Regions from separate parts of the Homo sapiens genome. Here region 1 is linked to region 2. A link is a loop called in an ENCODE intact Hi-C map of the cell type or tissue named here. Cell type or tissue: endothelial cell of umbilical vein. All regions are shown on one strand.

Region 1 (2,500 bases), 130 kb before region 2:
CCTTAGTTCTTATCTAGATTATTTGAACAGTTTTCTCTTGTTCTTCTCCTTTTCCTCATCCTTTTCCTTCTCTTCTTCTAGGTTTAAAAATATGTCTTGAAGATAAGCCTGTTTTTTGTTTTCACATGTTAACATGTCTAAAATTGGGATGCGTCTTATAATCAATGGTGTCTTGTACTTGCTTTCAGCCAAGAAGTTGTTCTAACATAGTGATTGTTATCTACTTGTACAAACTTGGTTTTTAGGACGATATGAGTAGACCACAGCAACTCCTTGATATTTTATTCAACAATCATTAAAGGGCCATTTGAGGAAGGAATATGGTCCTGATTCTTGTATAATAAACTTTTATTGACAATTTCTGGTAAACTCAAGATTTGAGAGCAGCAAAAGCTACAGAATGGGTGCCGGTAGCCTGGGAGGAAACCTCAAAGACAGTATTGGAGCACTTTTTGAATAGATACTACACATCACTAATACTCTGGATAGAACAGGGATCAATATCAGGTGATTTTAGGCTGTGGAGTGGTGAGATGCGGTGGAGGAACAATTTTTAAAGTGAGCAAAAAAGATCTTTTCTCTCAGAAATATTACATCTATCCACACCCAAAGTATATCTTTTTTCTTTTTTGAGATGCAGTCTCACTCTGTCACCCAGGCTGTAGTGCAGAGGTGCAATCTCGGCTCGCTGCAACCGCAGCCTCCCAGATTCAAGTGATTCTCCTGCCTCAGCCTCCTGAGTAGCTGGGATTACAGGCACTCGCCACCATGCCTGGCTAATATTTATATTTGTTGTAGAGACAGGATTTTGCCATGCTGCTCAGGCTGGTCTTGAACTCCTGAGCTCAAGTAATATGCCCATCTTGGCCTCCCAAAGTGCTGGGATTACAGGCATGAAAGATCCTTAAGACCTAAATTTTTATCTTGAGTTAGCCTTGGCTTCTGTTTATATGTGGTAAAAATTGTTTTTAAAGAATAATCTCAAGTATTCTGGAAGACAGGTATCTCCAAATTGATGAACATTTTTTTCTTCAAGAATTTTTCAGTAATGATGATTTTGTTTCCTTCATCTCCAGTAGGCAGTCATGGCAACTTGGTAACTTGAGTCACGTATCTGAAAAATGATAATGAAATGGTAGTATACCTTGCACAATAAAGACAGTGGCCATTAAATATTTTTAAATAATGCGAAAGTATTTATCACCAGTTGCCAGTAGTCATGCTCAGTAATTTCCTCCCTGGCTTTGCTCTGCCCAGATATCTTTAAAAGAATGCTGTAAATGTCACAACTCATTATGAAGCTGAACATATTACAGCATGAAAAAAACAAATGCTACTTTTCTAACCATAGTAAAAAGTTGTTTAATGCAATTCTTTTAAACATGTGCTTATCTTCTTTCATCTTCTACCCAGTTCTGCACCCTTCCCCCACACATGACTATTAACTAAGTCACAATGAATGCTCCCATTGCCTCCTACTCAGCTGAATCAACATTTCCGGAGGCTGTGACTAATAAAAGCCACAGCCCATGGTATGCTTGACTTTTGAAAATCCTGATTAGCTTTAAGGGCATAATTATGTGTACCTCTACTTATAGAATGAGGAAGTTGATTTGAGCTATGTCTCTAAATTACACTAAAAACTACAAAAATGAACTACAAAAATGACTTAATGAAGTCAGACTTCATTAAGATTATTAACTTATTTGGCTTTTAAAAAAATGTATTGACTGATTACTTAGGTATTCTGAGATCATCATGGTGTAAACTAAAGCATTTGGCTAATAGGATACTTAATGGTCCTTTGCTTTGCTATTCATGGCTCAAAATAAAGGGAAGTGTAGAAAAGGAAAGATCTAATCTCTGAAAGGCAATCTAACAGAAACTATATCTCTGAACATAATTTTGTTGGTTAATTACCATGGAGATAAATTAATCCAAGAAAAAGGAGAGTGCTTCATAACTCCAAAAACAAATGAGTCTCTTCCAGTAGTGTCACTGTGTATTTGTCGTTGAACTGTGAGTACACTTTTAATTTCTCCCAGAAAGAGGATCCACTAAGAAAAAGCAAATTGTGCATTACTTTGGGTGCTCCCCTTTGATTGACAGCTATGCCCATAAGGTAAACTTCCCTTGGCTTAGTGTCCACTCCTGTCCAATAAGCAGGGCAAGATCACTGGATACTGGCCACTCAGAGGAGACCATGGGCCTAGCAGAAATGATAGGTAGGATTAAATAATTTACTTTTCTTCTTCCAATCACAGCCAAGTGCTTTGAAAATGTAGTGTTCAATTTTCTGTCTTCAGTTTCCCATATCCCCTTAGATTCTCAGCTCCTTGTACTCTGCTTCTGTCCCCAACACTCAAGTGAACTTCTCAAAACAACTCTTACTGATGCCCTAATTGCCAAATACAGTAGACTGTTCTCTGTCCTTATGTTTCTTGAAGTTGTTTAAACAGTTGGCATAGTTGACAATCCTTAGATTTCTCTGGAGATTTCC
Region 2 (2,500 bases):
GCTGATGCACTTGGTTCCAGCGCCCTGCTTTGAGAAGCAAGACTCAAGAGAATGGGTATGGACTTGGATCTGGAGGTCTGGAAGAGAAACTGGATTCAACAGGCTTGAGGGGCCGTCTTCCTTGGACGGTGAGTGGGCACAGCCCATGTGGAGGGTCTCTGGTGCTTCGTCTTTGCTTTTTCCGGGTTTTTGTAGGGACCTTGCCAACCCGGGACTTCTTTCATGCTCCTTTATCCAATAGTTGTTTGCTTGCTCCAACCTGGGCAAGGGAAGGTCTGTGTTTATGAATTCCATAGGAACCTTTTGAATTCCAACCTGGACCCAGGCCAAGACAGGCAAGTTTCTATGCAGTCTTCCTGTGCCAGTGGATGGAATTTTTTCTAGTTGCCTCTTTCCACTCAAGTTGTACTTCTTCAAGGGTTCTAGCTTTAGATGCAAGTGTTTTGTTTTCTGTTAATTTCTGCTTTTTTTTGTCTTTTTTTTTTTTTGAGATGGAGTTTTGCCCTTGTCGCCCAGGCAGGAATGTAATGGTGTGATCTTGGCTCATTGCAACCTCTGCCTCCCAGGTTCAAGAGATTCTCCTGCTTCAGCCTCCCGAGTAGCTGGGATTACAGGCGCCCACCCAGCTAATTTTTTTGTATTTTTAGTAGAGACAGAGTTTCACCATGTTGGCCAGGCTGGTCTGGAACTCCTGACCTCAGTTGATCTGCCTGCCTTGGCCTCCCAAAGTGCTGGGATTACAGGCATGAGCCACCGTGCCCGGCCAATTTCTGTTCTTTATAACTTCCTTCACTCAACCTTCATTGGATTTCATTTGCTTTTCTTTATCCAATTTTTCAACATGAATGATCAGTGCTTTTTTTCAGCCTTGCTGCTTTTCCAATACATTTATGTTGGCATTTAAGTTTCAGCTTTCTAATTGGAGCTGGCTCAAGGCTTAGTCTTGTTTTTCTGAGTGGCTTTTAAAACCCAGCCTCCTTGGTTGGGATCAGTCAACTCGGTAGGCCAGACAAAGCTATTAGGGCTTATCTGACTTCCTTTGCCTTCAGCTTCTTCCTGTTGTTTTCACTCCTAGGAAATTCCTTCTCTTTCTCACCAGCTCAGATTTGCTTTTACAAGTCTGCTTGTTGTTCTTGATAAATCAGTTCTAGATGTTTTGCAGTAAGAGGCTTTTTGGGATATCCATTCTGTCATATTTCTAGAAATGGAAGTCTAGAGATGACAACACTGAGAGATTGTGAGAATAAAATAATGCCTGTAAAGCCCTTAGCTCAGTACTTGACACATAGGAAATTCTTGGTAAATTCTAGCTGCCCGTTATTACCATTATTATGTTTGCATACCTAGATCTCAATGGATTACCAGCAGCAGAGGTTAAAAAATTGAGTCCTAGGCCAGGGGCAGTGGCCCCTGCCTGTAATCCCAGCACTTTGGGAGGTCGAGATGGGTGAATCACTTGAGGTCAGGAGTTCAAGACCAGCCTGGCTAACATGGTAAAAATCTATCTCTACTGAAAATACAAAAAATTAGCTGGGCATGGTGGCACACACCTGTAGTCCCAGCTAATCAGGAGGCTGAGGTGGGAGAATTGCTTCAACCTGGGAGGTGGAGGTTGCATCGAGCCAAGATCATGCCACCACACTCCAGCCCAGGTGATGGAGCGAGTTAGGAGGCAAATCCTGCCAGGAGGACTAGTTAGTGATGGGAAGGGAAGGGATCATGATAAATTCAAATTTTAATGAAGATTGTGATAACTGGTTGAGGATATATTATGTTTTCCGAATAGACATAGAAAATAGACTCGATAAAATTCTTATGCAGACGGAATAATCCTGGAATCAAATTTGGAGCTACCATATACAGCTGCTGAGGCTCAGTGAGCACAACTCTAGAGGCACCATTCAATAGACCAAGATGTCACAGTGACTGTGACCAGACTGAGGACATGCTCCTCCAAAATGTGCTTGGGTATGCATTTTGGCAAAGTTAAAAAGGAAGCAAAGATGTGGAAATGAGCTAGACTTTTTTGTAAGGGAGTAATTAAGAGTGTTCTTGCTGCCTCACAGGTACACACCCTATGTTTAAAATAATGGCTGAAAAGGAATGCTTAGTGTAGTTTTCTGTTTGTTTCCCACTGACATTGCTTTATCTCAAAGCCCTAGGAGTCCCCTCATGAATCAGGTGGGTACAATCAAGTTGTATTCAGGCCATCAAAACCACGTGAGGCGGAAGAGCTAACTACGGGTTCCTGGCGCCATGTGGCTCCTCTCCTAGCTCTCCCCTTTGTCTCTTCTCTTGTTGCCTCTCTGCTGACCACTTTCTCTTGTCTCCAGCAGTGAACACCAGCCCCTTCCTGTACCATGTCATATGGCAGGCAGTTCTTGGAGCAGCTGTTCTCTTCAATTCTGGCTGGCCATAAGTCCTTTAGAGCTAGGCAGGCCCCCACCTTTTAGAACTAGGTATCAGGCAAATCATCAAGACGGGGGAACTAGGAAACAGG

What was found. Peaks named below come from ENCODE experiments on the same cell type or tissue, not always from the same donor. Only the 100,000 strongest peaks of a DNase experiment are listed, where the experiment ranks them.
Region 1: a loop joins it to region 2, with 5 times the contacts of the local background. A loop is called at or near these places in 1 of 110 quality-filtered maps.

The regions. Positions count from the first base shown.
Region 1 is chr7:106,717,381-106,719,880 of GRCh38, reverse strand. No RefSeq gene overlaps it. Among named protein-coding and RNA genes, the nearest start is that of LINC02577, 56 kb to the left of the region's middle. RefSeq lists an enhancer at 578-1,777. In endothelial cell of umbilical vein, no CTCF peak of the experiment used is centred here; a DNase peak (open chromatin) is centred at 1,460; H3K27ac peaks cover 2,396 bases.
Region 2 is chr7:106,589,178-106,591,677 of GRCh38, reverse strand. It overlaps CTB-30L5.1 (a long non-coding RNA gene), which reads left to right. Exons shown (of 4, transcript NR_187788.1): 2 at 1-128. Among named protein-coding and RNA genes, the nearest start is that of CTB-30L5.1, 8.4 kb to the left of the region's middle. In endothelial cell of umbilical vein, no CTCF peak of the experiment used is centred here; DNase peaks (open chromatin) are centred at 317 and 1,037; H3K27ac peaks cover 2,500 bases.